2 separate regions of the Mus musculus genome follow, and region 2 is linked to region 1. Evidence: chromatin loops called from intact Hi-C (ENCODE). Cell type or tissue: gastrocnemius. All regions are shown on one strand.

Evidence for each region. A loop is a pair of places that touch in the nucleus more often than their neighbours do. Peaks named below come from ENCODE experiments on the same cell type or tissue, not always from the same donor. Only the 100,000 strongest peaks of a DNase experiment are listed, where the experiment ranks them.
Region 2: a loop joins it to region 1, with 2.8 times the contacts of the local background. A loop is called at or near these places in 2 of 42 quality-filtered maps.

What each region holds. Positions count from the first base shown.
Region 1 is chr14:121,215,988-121,223,987 of GRCm38, reverse strand. Farp1 (FERM, RhoGEF (Arhgef) and pleckstrin domain protein 1 (chondrocyte-derived)) reads right to left here. Exons shown (of 27, transcript NM_134082.3): 4 at 4,569-4,611; 5 at 1,270-1,348. Among named protein-coding and RNA genes, the nearest start is that of B930095G15Rik, 29 kb to the left of the region's middle. In gastrocnemius, CTCF peaks have their summits at 3,101 (motif pointing right) and 5,159 (motif pointing left); DNase peaks (open chromatin) are centred at 3,100 and 5,187.
Region 2 is chr14:121,168,015-121,176,014 of GRCm38, reverse strand. All of the region lies in intron 2 of Farp1 (FERM, RhoGEF (Arhgef) and pleckstrin domain protein 1 (chondrocyte-derived)), which reads right to left. Among named protein-coding and RNA genes, the nearest start is that of B930095G15Rik, 77 kb to the left of the region's middle. In gastrocnemius, no CTCF peak of the experiment used is centred here; DNase peaks (open chromatin) are centred at 3,293, 3,807 and 7,138; H3K4me3 peaks cover 924 bases; H3K27ac peaks cover 1,598 bases.

The DNA of each region.
Region 1 (8,000 bases):
TTGAAGTCTATCAACCACGGTTCCCAGATGGCTGGTGACTTCAGCCCACTAGGGAGACTTTCAACTCAGTCACTTGTTTGTGGCGAGTGGGGGTGGGTGAGGGTGACTCATTCATAAGACCTGAACTAGTGTGAAGGCCCTTGGTTAATACTGCTCTGTGGAGATCAGAGACACACACGTGGTATCCTTCTTGAAATGGCCATGTCACCTCCCACAGCAGCAAAAAAGATGCATTCTTTTAAAATAAAATCAACCCCCCCCCATATGTGTGTGTTTGTGTGTGAGTGTGTGAGTGTGTGTGTGTACACCACATGTGTGAAGCTCCCCATCTAAGCCAGAAGAGGGCATCAGATCTCCTGGAGCTAGAGTTACAGGTGGTTGTGAGCTGCCCTGTATGTGTGTGTGTGTGTGTGTGTGTGTGCTGGGAACTGAATTCACATCCTCTGAAGCACTCTTAACAGAATTCAGAATCCGTTTCACAAAAGAGACCCTAAAAGTATCTTGGACTGTAACGGTTGTGTATTAGTCAGGGTTCTCTAGAGTCACAGAACTTATGGATAATTTCTAAATAGTAAAGGAATTTATTGATGACTTACAGTCGGCAGCCCAATTCCCAACAATGGTTCAGTCGCAGCTGTGAATGGAAGTCCAAGGATCTAGCAGTTACTCAGTCTCACGCAGCAAGCAGGCGAAGGAGCAAGAGCAAGAGCTAGACTCCCTTCTTCCAATGTCCTTATATTGTCTCCAGCAAAAGGTGTAGCCCAGATTAAAGGTGTGTTCCACCACACCTTTAATCCCAGATGAAAGGCATAGCCCAGATTAAAGGTGTGTTCCTTAACTCGGAGATTCAATCTTCTGGAATCCATAGCCACTATGGCTCAAGATCTTCAAACCAAGATCCAGATAAGGATCTCCAAGCCTCCAGATAAGGGTCACTGGTGAGCCTTCCAATTCCGGATTGTAGTTCATTCCAAATATTGTCAAGTTGACAACCAGGAATAGCCACTACAGGTTGGAAGATGACTTGACAGGCTTTAAGGCCGTCTCACTTCATTATCAATCAAGGCTGCAGAGAACCCAGGCTGCAGCAAAACATGGTCTCCTCCCCTTGGTCTTGTAGGCACAGATGGAAGAGAGGAGGGCGGAGCCTGTAAGCACTTCAGAGCTAACGGTCACATAAACCCTACGGACATGTTTAGTCGATTAGAGACTAGTGTCCGATTTCCCTCTGTCCACTCCAGTGAAAACAGCCCGCTGACAACCACTAACCTGGTAAGTTCTTCCTGGAGCTGTGTGTGGTCGGGAGGGAAGAATTTCACAACAAATTTAACAACGACGTGCTTCGGTCCTGAAAAGAACAACAACATCAGTAATTGTGTGGCGATCCAAGCCTTCCAGGTCCCCAAGAAAGAGTTTCAGCGACTCATCTCTGTCACCCCAAGGTTTCCAGAGTCCAGACACCACCACCACGGAGCCACCCAGAATGGCCACAGCTGCTAGGTCAGTAACAGGCAATCATCTAAGAACCGTCCACAGTACTACACTCAACTGCTCAGTATCCTCTGGGTTTTTAATCACTTAGCTGTATGTCACCAAGTGCTTCTGGTCTGTTGTTTGTTTTTGTTTGTCCAGACAAGGCTTCTCCTTGTAGCTCTGGCTATCATGGAACCCCTCTGTAGACCAGGCTGGTCTGGAACTCATAGAGATCCACCTGCCTCTGACTCCAGCGTCCTGATTTATGTGTTTGTGTGTTCATTTAGTGCACTGGTGTTTTGCCTGCACGTGTGCCTGTGTGAGGGTACCAGACCTCCTGGAACTGGGATTGCAGAGAGTTGTGAGTTGCTATGTGGGTCCTGGGAATTGAAGTCAGGTTCTTGGAAGAGTAGCTAAGGCTCTTAACCAGTGTATTTAAATCAATCAAATGTTTTTGGTTTATTGGTTGTTGTTTTAAACAGGATCTCACTATGTAGCTCCAGCTGGCTTCAACTTCATGGAGATCTGCCTGCCTCTGTCTGAGGCTGGGATTAAAGGCAGATAACACTATTTGCAGACCACCCGTCTTTATCCACAGGTAGACTCAAGTCATCGGAAAGGGAGATAATGAGATGTGAAGCCTTCATACAGTTTAGGGTGTATAGCTGTCTACAAAGCAAGCATGGCTGCTACCACGTCATCAAACACATCTTAGCTCCAAGACATGCAGAGAAAATACAGATGAACTGGGGCCCTGTTTATGTCATTGTCCACCGCAGCCTTTACAGTCTCATGCACATATCCAAGGATCTACAACAAAATCAGGAAGTGGCTGGAGAAGAACGTGATGGAGAACTTTTCAATTCAGCAGAAAGCCAAACTGAGTACAATGTACTGATTTGCAGTGTGAGACTTCAGACTGTTGGTGGTTGTAACAGCCTCCGAGGGGCTGCCATCTGGAAGGAGAGCAACAGGTCAAGCAATGTACTCTAAAGTGAAGATGTTGGCTGTGTACAAATTATGAGAGAAGGCAAGCCGTGGAGGCTGGACAGATGGCTCACTGGGTAGGAGAACTGGCTGCTCTAACAGAGGCCCTGGGTTTGATTCCCAGCACCTACACAATGACTCAGAACTTTACTCCCAGGTGATATGACACCCTCTTCTGGCCTACTTGGGCACTGCATGCACATGGTGCATACAATCTTTTTTTATTCTTTTTCTTTTTTTTTTTCCTCTCTTAAGCCAAAACATAGGCATGCTGAGGCTAAGGAGCCTGTGATATTCCCAATTTAAGCCTAAACATGAGGGGACATGGTGGCACCAGCTCCAAGGCCACCTGGAGTTTAGGGAAAGGCGGAGTGTATAGCACAGGTAAGAGGGAAAGCCGACCCTTTAATGTCAGTCAGACACTGGCTGATTCCAAACAGCCATGGTGGCCTGAGGAGACAGAGGCCATTGCTTTCTCCATATTCAGGAGGGTCTAGAGGGACCGGAAGCTAGGACAATGCTGTTGTCAATGCCAAGTGACATCTTCATCACACGGGGCCAGTCACAGCACACAGAGGAGACGCTGAGGTTGTAGCAGGCCTGTCCAGTTATGACTTTGCAACCATGGCTGCTGTCCCACCACAAGGGGGCCCCTCATGCATCGCTACAAGAATAAGTGACAATCATCTGGATCCACAGAGAGATGCAGGAACTGCTTAGTTTAAATGACTGGAGGCCAGCATCAAATGTAATTGTAGGAGGGCCTCACAGACACTTCGTTGCATGCCTTTACATCCACAGCAATCAATAGGAGTGGCCTAGGGGTGTTTCTTGATCAGAGAAAAGTGAGCTAGGACATGTGGTGAGCTTCAGGTGCAACTACAGCCTGCAGTTCTGGTCTTGTCCACTCGAATCTGGGCCGTTTGGGACAACATTTAAGAACACAGCTTATCTCAAAGCAGAGAAAATGATAAGCTGGTGCTCAGGGGCCAGGAGACTGAGAACAAAAAACCATGCTTCCTCTTTCCTATTGTTCTCATGGGCCCCTTAAGCTCTTCTAATATACAGGCTGGATTCATATTAGAGTTCTACTTGCTCATCAGATACATACAACACACACACACACACACACATACACACATACCATACACACACACTCACAGACACATACCATACCTACATAACACACATAACCCACCACACACACACACACACACACACACACACACACACACACATACCATACACACACATTCACAGACACATACCATACCTACATAACACACATAACCCACCATACACACACACACACACACACACACACATACACACATGCCATACACACAAACTCACAGACACATACCGTACCTACATAACACACACACACCACACCCCCACCACACAGACACATACCATACCATAACACACACTACACCCCCCACCATACACACACACACTCACATAGAAACATACATCCCATACATGCATCTCATACACACCCACCCCCACCCCACCCACCCCCCCACACACACAGAGACAGACACATACATACCATATATACATACCACACACACACTTACAGAGACCCATACAACCACAGTCATACAGGCACACACACGGTCACATACACACGCTCACACAGACACACATTAAGCACACACAATCTCACGCTCACAATTAAGCACTTTCTCCCCAGACAATGCTAGCATTCTGATTTCATAGGCTCTGAAAAGAAGATTAGAAAACCTCAAGTCTATTTCAAGAACAGAAGGCTCCACCCTTCCCCTGAGCACAGAACAGTTAAAACAGCAAACAGCACAGAAGAGACAAGCGCAATTATTCTGGGGGCTTAATAGCAGGCATTAGTCATTAATCAAGATGATGTTTGATTTCTAAGCGAGGTTTTGATTACCAAAGGATTATGCATGAAAATGGCGGAAGTTGCCTATTTTAACAGTCTGTGGATTAGTGGGTGCTGACAAGCTGTCATGAGGGAACAAGGAATTTGTATCTCTAGGGATTCATGTCACAGACAAAAAGACACCTCCACTTGGGAATCACCTGGCCTAACAATTGCTGTCACCAGGAAGCTCAAAGGATACACTTACTTCGAATCTGCTTCACAATGGGCTTCAGGAGATCCAGCCACACCTAGAGCAAACGGAGACAGAATGTCAGCAAGAACGGGCAAGGGTCTGGAGACCATTTCAAGCTACTGAAAGGGAAGTACTTTTGAGAATGTGAGGTCGTGAGCATTTTTTCTTCTAGAATGCCACATTTCACAGTGCCACATCCTATAAATCTTTTGTTTTATTATTTTCTGTGTACAGGTATTTTACCTGCATGTATGTCTGGGTACCACATTGTGCAGTGCTCCTAGGAGCCATAAGAGGGTGATGGATCCCCTAGGACTAAGTTGTAGATGGTTGTGAGCCATCATGTGCATACTGGGTACTGAGCCCAGGTCCTCTGGAAGAAGACCACAGCTCCAAGCTCTGCTAACTCCTTTTATAGATTGTTCTAGTGCACATTCTGCAGATACTATGCCTGAACCTGGCCATTAAAACCTCTTTAAGGGGCTGGAGATGGCTCAGCGGATAAGAATACTGTCTGCTCTGTTGGAGAACCTGGGTTCAATCCTCAGCATCTACAAGGCTACTCACAACTGCGAGTAACTCCGGTTCCAGGGCATCTGACGCCCTCTTCTGGCCTCTGTGTGCATTACACGGACGTGGTACTCTTACATACATGTAGGCAAAACACTTATGTACATATTAACATATATGTAAAAACACCCTTTCTTAAGTACAGGTGGATGGTGAACAGGGGTGGATGGAGCCCTCAGCAGTAGAATGCTGAGCTGTGCTAGGAACTAAGAGCTGCAGCAGAGCAAGGTTCGGTTCCCAGTGCCGTGTTCCCAGTGCTAGGCAGCTAACAACCATCTGTAACTCCAGCTCCAGGGACTCTGATGAGCCTGGCTCTATGGACACCTGCACTCAGGTGCCCAGACACACCTACACGTTTAAAAGCAATAAAAACAAACATGTTTAAAAGCCCAAATTTTTAAATCTTATTTGTGCTTTTTAAACGTGTAGATATTTACCCATTCTGAAGATATTAATGAATGAGCAGCTAATGAATGGTCACATTAGTGGCCAAATGAAATATGCATGATATATACCTATATCTCTCTATATGGTCACCTATACACAAAATAGAAAAATCCTTGAGAGTCAAGAGAGGAGGGATAAGTATTTATAGATTATCCTACATCACAGACTATCTACTATCACGCATGTTATCTACATACATACATGCTATCATACATCACATGCCACCTAAAGTTATCTGCCCCTCAAAGCCAGAGGGACTCCTGGGGTCCAGGAGAGAAACTTGAGTCATGCATGGTACAGGATCCATCCTAGAGGCTCAGCTAGAACTGAACTAGGTTCACTCACCCCTAAGTCCTAACTCTCACCTCTATGCTCCCTGCATGTAATTCAAATCAGAGAAAGAACAGCTGGCCTTATTAATAAAACACAAGCTAAGCACACAGTCTATGCATAGCTTTTTAAAAACTGCCCTTGAATTGCTGGTCAGTTGAAAAGGACTCTCTTTGTACCTAGGACAGAACCAAGGTTAAAATCCTCGTGGTGAAAAGAAACATAAGAGACAGACGCTGCCTGTAGAAGTGATGTTGGGAATGGCAGGTCTTTACACAGAGAAACTTTCAAGGGCAAAGAAGAAAATGCCGACAGCGGGGAAGGATTTGTGCTGGAAATCTAAATCACAACAAGGAAATACCACCTCAGGCATTAAACACGATACATGTGATGTGTGTTTGTGTGTGTGTGCATGTGTATGTGCCTGTGTGTGTGTGTGTGTTTGTGTGCATGTGTGTGTTGTCACTGAAGAAGGCCAGGGCACAATTCTTATTTATAGGTAAGGTGTTGGCACAGCTGGCTACAGGTGCTGCGGCAGGTATCTGAAGGTGTCCCTTCACATCTTCCTCCATCTGGTCACCTGTGTCTGTAAACGTGTATTTGTTCATACAAAATGTATATCCAATGAATGCTAACCTTAACATTTTTATGACAGTGATACAATGTTTACAACAGCCTACATGAAGCAAGTAAATGAAGTAATGGATGTCTACGTGACGCATCACCGGGCAGGATGAGCAATGATGTTCTTCACCGAGTGTGTTTGAGGCAGTCTCATTCTGTACACCTGGCCAGCATGGACCTCACTAGTGAGCCTCGATTGGTCACAGGAATAGGACAATTCAGTAATCAAAGCAGCAGGGTCATTATAAAGGAGGAGGTTTGGTTCCCACTGCATCAAGCAGGCAGTCTCTCTGCCCCCTTATCTAAAAACCAGTGGGACTTATTGATAAGCTGGATACGAGTGCTAAAGGGGCACACACATGCACGCATACACACACACACACACACACACACACACACACACACACACACTTGTGCATACGGAGGCCAACATCAGTTGTCTTCCTTTATCACGACAGCATCTCTCACAAGAGTCTGGAGCTCACCAATCTGCCCAGCTGACTGTTTCAGTGAGTTCCAGGAATCTGCCTGTCCCCTCTTCCCCAACCCCACGTCAGTGACAGAGTTACTGACGTGCTCAGCTGTTCCTCATTCCCCGTAGGTGCTGGGGATCTGGATTTAGGTCTTCATGCTAGTGTGACTGAGCCATCTGCAATCCAGAAGAGCCTCCAGGACATATTGAGGGTAACAATATCTGGCTCACAGGAAGCCAGGAATAGCATAGACTTCCCCCCAGCCAGGCTAGAAAAGCCCCCAATTCTGTGGGCCTCCAGACAGTCGTGAGGAGGCAGGCTTTGGAAGCATTTCCACCTGACCAGCTTTAGAGTTGAAGACTAAAGGTCCAAATGGTTTCCCAGTAACTGCATCCGGAACAAGCAAGTACGTAAGAAGACAAACGCAGAGCGCCCCACAGGGCCAACCAAGTTCACACTACCCAGCATGCAACTGACAACCAAAGTCACCAGGTACAGAATCAGAAAAAGGAGGCCCATGGGAAAAATAAAAACCCAACCCAACCTAGGCCAGGACTCAGAAATGGCAGAGGCAGCAGAGAAAAAAATGACAATAATTTCTAGACATGTGCCCACTTAGAACACTAAGATGGAGAGACGTGAGAGAATGGGCTAAACTCTCAGAGGGAAAACACATTGTGTGAGGTTAAACAAACAAAACAAACAAGCACAACTGTGGATGGACAGAGGCTAGGCCAGCCATATGGGAATCCAAAAGGAAAGCACCCACAGCTGCCCCACATTTAACCTGGCAGGCAGGGACCAGTATGGGCTTTTCTGTCTACCACCACCTCCTTAAACATAGACGTGGTTCAGCTACCATTACATGGTGACGTCTGGGCCACGGGCTTTCTCAGCTCTGCTGTCAACCCAGAAATGCTCTTGTATGCTCAGTCTGTTCGTAGCTGCCGGAAATGCTGCTAGGACATGTTTACATCCTTTTTGTTTGCATGTAAACTTC
Region 2 (8,000 bases), 48 kb after region 1:
GGCAGAGGTGCTGTGCAAACATGGAATTGAGAAGGGCTGCATTCAGCCGAGGTCAGTATTAATAGGATGTCTAAGGCAGAGAAAAATAGACACCAAAACTTATCACAATGACTACCTCTGCATGGCAGAACTTTTTTCCTCTTTCAAGTTTGTATGAGCTCAAAAGGTTTCCTTTCACAGGGAATGCAATGCTTTCTTTGCCAGAACTCAAACCAATTTAATAGCTTTATTTTTTAATAATCACTATTTCATCATGGGACTGCAATGCCCAGGGCTCTCTCAGTGTAAATCCTTCCCACCCTTCTGCCCCTCCAGGTAGAGGGCTCTCTGCAGCATGCCCCTGCATGTGCAGCGACACCACTTAGACTCTGCAGCTCTGCTCAGCTATGAGCCTGCAGAGCCCAGCTCACTTACGGATTACTTCCTGTTTCCACATTCGGTCAGGAAGCTTGCCGAAGCTCATCTACATCATTACCCGAGCCCATCTGATAGGACGACAAACGCTCCTTCCTGTTGCTCATGGCTCCCTCAATGCTGGGTACTGTGTTCAACTCTTCCTGTATAGTGCACAGGCTTCATAACCAAGGGATTTGTAAGAACATGGAGGAAGCGAGTGTCTGCGTGAAGGAGCGCAGTGTCAACTGCTGTAGTTGTCAATTAATGGCACAGGTTCCTTGCTGCCACCCCAATGTTCTGGGTTCCCAAATGAAAGACACACACACACACACACACACACACACACACGCACACACACAGGGGGGAGGGAGGGAGAGAGAGAGAGAGAGAGAGAGAGAGAGAGAGAGAGAGAGAGAGAAAGTGTCTTATATTGAAATATGCCTTAAACAGATCAATGGCTCGGCCACTTCCAAACCTCCACATAGCTGACGCCTGCCCTCCAATATTCCTGAGTTATTACTGACTAAAATCTGTATTCCATCTTTGCTACCCTAGACCCAGCAAGGGGTGGGATAGGGGTTTTGCTTGATTGAAGTGCTCTCTCTCCTGCACCTCTCAGGCCTGGTCTTTACTCCTTTCCCAGCATGGCAGCTCTACCTTCTTCTTCTTCCTCCATTCTTTGCCTGGGAATCCTAAAGTCTGTCTCTCTGCCCAACCATTGGCTAGCGGCAAGTCTATCTACCAACCAAAACCAACTGGGGGCAGGGACCCTCAGCATCTTACCTGCAGATTCTTGGGCAATTTTGGGAGAACACAATTAACATAATACGAGCGTTAGACCAAGATCCACAACAGTCAACACATAGTGTAAGCACAAACAAGGACTTCCTGTGTTCCTGGCAAGGGCTGGCAGACAGGGCACAGAGCAGCTGGAACACAGGAAAGACACCCTGGGTCCAACTGAAGGCTTGGTCCTCACCAAACCATACAAGCAGGTGCTGGAGAGAAACCACCCAGGGGGAGCCAGGCTCTGTGTGAGCAAGGAGCCACATCATCAGAACACACAGTAGAGGACACAGAGAGTGACACGGAGGCATGGGGCCCCAGGCAAGGCAAAGAAAAAGCCATGGCCTCTTCACTTTTCCCAGGTAAACCAGGGATAACCAGACTTCCCACTGTGCTACTTCAGTGGATTAAGTGCTTGACACGTGGGTGTGAGACAGAGTTCAGATCCCCAAAGCTGATCCCCATCCCATGCAGGGTGTGTGTGTGTGTGTATGTGTGCTTGTGGAAGTCCAGTGCTTGCTAGGCTGGGATGGGAGGCCACAGAGCAAGCTGGCTAGCTGTACTGGCAAGCTCTGGGTTCAGGTGAGAAACATTGCCTCAATCAATAAGACAGAAAGTGATAGGGGATGATAACTGACACCAGCCTAGGTAGGGCCTCCATAAGTGTGTATGGGCATGTATACTCTCTCTCACACACACACACATATATGTGAACATGGATATATACATGCATGCAGAACCCCCAAAATATTTTAATTAAAAAATTAAAATATTGTAGGAGGCTTAGTTAGAGAGAGAATGTTCACAAAATTCCTATCCCTAGTGTACATGATAGTGCTCAAAACCAAGAATCCTACCCAACCAGGACCACTCTGCTATCCTGTGTGGGGCTCAGGGCCTTCGCAAGCCTCGCACAGCCGTCCACGGCCCTGCACAGCCATCATGGGAAGTCTAAGCTGGTTTTCCTTGGTTAAGATATGCCTTGTGATTTATTAGCTGCCACTCCACTGTGCTCATCCATCAAGGCTGCAATGCACATTGGGTCTCAGGTGATGCAGAGGCGAGGGGCCTTTGTCATGGAGTACGGCAAGCTGAGTTCCATTCCTGAGGACCCAGATGTTGGAAAGAGAGGACATACTTACAAAGCTTGTCCTATGCCTTCCATATGCACCACGGCATGTCACCTGTCACCCCAAATAAATAAATGCAAAGAATTTTACATGTAAACTATTGGCCAGCTGGTTACAGGTTACTCTAGAAACCCACCCTGGTAGAGACCTACTACAACATAGAGAGTGATGGAAGACCATGCAGGGGCCCCCTGGAGGGGCAGAGTTTGGTGGCAGTGTGTGCCCAGCATGTGTGAGGCTTTGGGGTTCAGTCTCAGCTTTGCCACCACACTGTACACCCAAATTTAAACATCAATTACAATATTCTTGCTTATCTTGTTCTTTGGGATACTGAGTCTCACGAAGCCCAGGCTGGTCATGTGAGCTCCCTCTGAAAGGAAGGATGACCCTGAACTTACAGGTGAGTGCCACCAAGCAGGACCTAAAATAGCATTTAATATTCTCTTTCTTGGAGCTTGGTGACAGGATACAGAAGCCCTTTGAGAATTTGGGCAAAGGCAGGTGCCCCCTTTAGCTGTACACATTACCTCAATTTTGCTAAAATCCCAGAGAGTTCAGAAACACCACCCTCCATCTTCCTCCCCACTGTACCGGTAATACTTGAGAGAGAACCAGGAAGCTTTTCTTATGAAGCCATTTAAAATTAGAACAGCCTGACATGCTAAAATTATTGTATACAGCTGGTTGCAGCTGCAGTAAGTGTCTTTCTTTCCACCCCAGGTTGTTTCGAAATTCCAAACGACTAACTGGTCTGAGCAAAAGCCTGGGAAGAGCATGCATCCAGAACTCGGTCCAAAATGCCTGCTGTTTCACCAAATAATTAAGCCATGACTTCATCTCCATCACACACCTGCAGCATAATTGCTTCACAAAACCACGCACAGATGGCTGTTGAGAGCGGCAAGTCCACATAATGAAAGTCGGAGGGCGTTATTTGGACAAGGTTCTGGACCTGCAGAACTCCTGCCCCGGGCAAACATATCCACTAATTAACTGCGGTGGGTTTATTGTGCTGCAAGAGAGACTGGAAGACTGGATTTCAGTCCCTCCTCATAGGGAACCCGCAACAACCCGCAGGGCGACTGGCCAGTTCTCTAAATAATAAATGACACACCAGGGTCCTCATTCTGACTTGGACTCATAGGAGGGTGACAAATGGAGATTCATCTGCTGTCATTTAAAAGCCATCGTTTGAAAAATCATTTAAATCAGCATCATTTGAAGTCATTTAAATCACTTTGCTGCTGGGGGTGGGGTGGGGAAATGCTTTACAGTTTACAAGCACTTTAATGGAGCTCAGGAGCTCAGAAGGGAAGGCAGCAAGTGCTGTGTGTACGCTATGTTCGCGGAGACAGGCAGAGAACAGAGTGCTAGTCTTCGGCAGCCCTTGTGAATTAAAAGAATTCCCATGTCTGCCCAGCCTGGGGAGGAGTGCTCCTGCTGACTCAGAGAAGAAATGTTATTTTATCCAGGGAACCAGAATGGAAAGGCTTGAGAGACGGTACTGATGGCAGAGAATCCTGTGTGCAAGCCAATCCAGAGAGAAGAGTGAGCATGTGCGAGGAGGAGCCTGCCTCCCAGGAACCTGGGAAGGGGAGGAGTGAGAGGGCCACACCCAGGATGCTTTTATGGGAAGTTAGAGAGGAGGACACGGAAGACCCAGCTCTGCCAGATTCTCTTGGGCCAGGATTTCCGTTAAGCCCCCAGGTGTCCCATGTCACCTGGATGTCCCTAATCAATTTTTAAAAAGCTCCCCAGGTGAATGTACACCACATTACAAATTGACTCCTACCAGGGAGGCAGAGATGGATGTGCAGCAGGTTAGCCTTAGCTGAAGGCTTCCAATGTTTCCAAAGCTCCCCCACTGACAAACTAGGGTTTTACAGCTGGCTTGGAGGTAGCGAATCAGTAAGCATCTATCAACTCCTGGCCTTCTCCACAGAGCGAGAACGGCAAGCCTGGGATATGGGTGAAGCTGCTCCCCGCTTCTTTCTGGGTCTGCTAAGGATACTGAATGGTGCTGCCTTCTCTCTACCGTAACAGTGTTGCCTCAGCCACCACCAATCTGGACCTGGCAGAGCAATGTACGTATGTGTGCTTGCGCCATGGTTGAGAAAAGAGAGACTCACTAACACTGCTTTGTAAGAGTACCAACGTATACCAGGCCAGATGCACAAATGCTGGTTCTATTCATTACACTTAAAAAACAGCCCATCAGGTAAGCAGATACAGATCTGAAAAAAAATAAAAATAAAAAATCTTTAGAGACAGGAGTTTTTGTCTTGTTTTTGTTTTTTTAAAATAACATGCTTTCTGCTCCTGCTGTAACAAACCAAACCAAGCAAGCAACGAAACCTTTGGAACTGACATCTGGACATCGCTGCTCCAAATGTAATGATCTGGAGCTGTGGCCATTCCATCCTGGTTTTCCTCGAAGAGAAGGAAATAGTAATGGGTGGATGGGTTTCTGTGTACCCAAGTGTACTTGTTGGCAAAGAATAAAAGATAACTGGAGCAGCGTAGTTTGACAGTGTCACACTGACTTCACAGTCCAGAAACCTTCTGGAAACGGAACCTTGATCAAAAAGTTGTGGACTCAGCTCTAGGAGAAACAGAAAGACCTGCATTCAGGAAATGGCTGCCTGCTCTAAAATGGCCATGTCCATAAAACAGCAGCGTGACTCCTTCTGCACTTGGACAGGACAGAGCACCGTCTGGGCTGGCTGAGCTACCCTGGTAAGTCCCTGCTCTGTCTTTCTTTAAGCCCGAGGAGGTCATCTCTTGCCACACCTTGTCACTCCAATACCCTGGCTCCATGTCAGTATATCCAGAAGCAGTGAGCTTGGAAATCACGTATGTCCCCGTTTCTTCATGCCACTTGAAGGCACACTCAAGCCTTTCTCTGAACTGTATCGGGCCAACAAGTCTTCCCACGAAATTCAGAGTCGCCACGGAATGTTCTTAGAACCTGAGAGCGGGATTCACAAGCCCTTAGGGGTTGTTCTGCGTTTCCTTAGACGCTTCTCTTCCCTTCCCTGGAAATGTAATGTTGGCCCGGCAATGACTTCATGAAGCCTTGCTCGGTTATGAGGAGAATGCTACCCCTCCTGGGCAGCCACAACGGAGTCCTGTTCTCACAGGCCTTGTCAGATAGTAAATATTTATCCAGCATGCCTAGTCTAAGCAAGAACACGATAACCACCTTTCTCCTGCTCCTCACCAACAAAGAAAACAACGGACTCTCAATGCTAAGTCGGTAACCCAGCCAGGTTTATAAGGACTGCTTGAGAGCAGAACACACAAGGAGAACTTCGGGAGGCTACCTCTCCTCAGCTTCCCCCTTCACTGCCTACTTCTTATCCATCCCATGCATTTAAAACATTTCTCTCACTTTTTATTAAAATCAGTCCTATGTGTCCTGCAAGGAAGCAATCATGTTGCCCAAATGGGATTCTGTACTGCAAGGTTACTGCACACAAAAGAAGAATCAGCGCGAATGGTTATTAAAAAGGGGGTGCACAAACCAGTGGACCCCTGCACTACCCTGGGATGGTTGGGCCATCACAGTAAGATGTTTTTCAGTCCTCCCCAGGGTCAGATGATGGACGGGATGGCAGTGAGTGATAGCGCCTGATGCTGACTCTTGGGGTATTTTCTACACCAGCAGTTGCCAGGACAGTGTGCAAGGATGAAGGGGGGGAAGGTTCTGAAGAGGACCTGAGTAGCCACAAGCCACAGGTGGTTTCGAGGCTCCTGCACACTGCTGTGGAGCTCCTGAGAGCTTGAGAAGGGCTAATACAATAGTATTTAAGGTTTTACTTCATTTACCTAATCGTCACACAGAGTGAGCACTGCATTGGAAGGATGCCCTTCTAGACCACAGGATACAATGTTTTGTTTTTTGTTTTTTTTTATTATTAGGTATTTTCCTCGTTTACATTTTCAATGCTATCCCAAAGGTCCCCCATACCCACCACCCTAATCCCCTACCCACCCACTCCCCCTTTTTGGCCCTGGCGTTCCCCTGTACTGGGGCATATAAAGTTTGCAAGTCCAATGGGCCTCTCTTTCCAGTGATGGCCGACTAGGCCATCTTTTGATACATATGCAGCTAGAATCAAGAGCTCCCGGGTACTGGTTAGTTCATATTGTTGTTCCACCTATAGGGTTGCAGTTCCCTTTAGCTCCTTGGGTAATTTCTCTAGCTCCTCCATTGGGGGCCGTGTGACCCATCCAATAGCTGACTGTGATCATCCACTTCTGTGTTTGCTAGGCCCTGGCATAGTCTCACAAGAGAGAGCTATATCTGGGTCCTTTCAGCAAAATCTTGCTAGTGTATGCAATGGTGTCAGCATTTGGAAGCTGATTATGGGATGGATCCCTGCATATGGCAGTCACTAGATGGTCCATCCTTTCGCCACAGCTCCAAATTTTGTCTCTGTAACTCCTTCCATGGGTGTTTTGTTCCCATTTCTAAGAAAGGGTAAAGTGTCCACACTTTGGTCTTCGTTCTTCTTGAATTTCATGCGCTTGGCAAGGATACAATGTTTTAACCCACACAAACAAAAGTTTCCCCATGGCTTCTTCCTCTACCCACCTTCATTCTTGTTAAGTACTTGGTAGAGTCTGCTCTGACTCAGGGGCCCCATTTCTCTAACTTAAAATCATAGGGTTATTCTAAGGGAGAAATAAGAGCATATTAAGACTTCAGGTTAAGACACTGAATTCGGTGAGTCTCACTGCCTCCTACTTGTGTCATAAATGGTGATTTTCACACCATCTGCTGCTTCCCCCGGTATGCTGTGACTGCCGTGGATGCTTCCAGAACACCACACCAAAGGGCACACACACACAGTGCTCTCTGCAGACCAGGAAATGTCAACAGAAAAACCCCTGCAGGGGAAGATAATTACATTTTCTTCCTACTCTTGGGAAAGCCTTTCCAGGGTCCACCCACCCAGTTTAGTTTGTGCCCCAAAGGGATCTGGTAAGGAACACAGAGGGGATTGTTCCCCCGGAGGACTCTGCTCAAGTGAAGCTTTGTCTCCACATCTTCAAGACACTCTCCAAGAAAATGTGGAGGAAAAACTGGGCCAAAGGGTGCCAACTTGGAGCTGTTTACACAGACCCTTCTTTGAGTAACCAAGATGGAACTGGGAGAGACACTCACTCCAAGGACTTAAGAAATCTGGAGGTCAGTAAAGCCACCACACGCAAAGGCTGAGTAACTAGGGTGAGAAATATGGTGAGGTGTGGAAGGTACCGTGCCAGCTTGAGCGTGAGGGGGAGGTGCCACTAAAGTGTCCCCACAAAGGCCCATGTGCTAACGGCCTGGTTGGCAGTCTGTGGGATGACGGAGATTTTGAGAAGGAAGTTAGGTCACTAGGGACAACACCCTTGAAGGACATACTGAGGACCCTGGTCCTCTTTTCTTTTTCTTTCTTTGCTTCTTGTGCCCCATGCCACATGCCCCATGATAGCACAGATCCAAGTGACCATGGACAGAAGCCCACAAACCTAAGACTAACTCTTTCAGATGATTCTACCAAGCAATTCATCACAACGACCAGGAAGCGTGCAGGGCATGGGGTCTAAGAGAATGATCCAGAGCCTTAAGAGGCAGAATGTGGCCCTATAAAAATCACTCCCTCCAGAAACCTGCCTACCGTGGCGACTGCTCCACACATC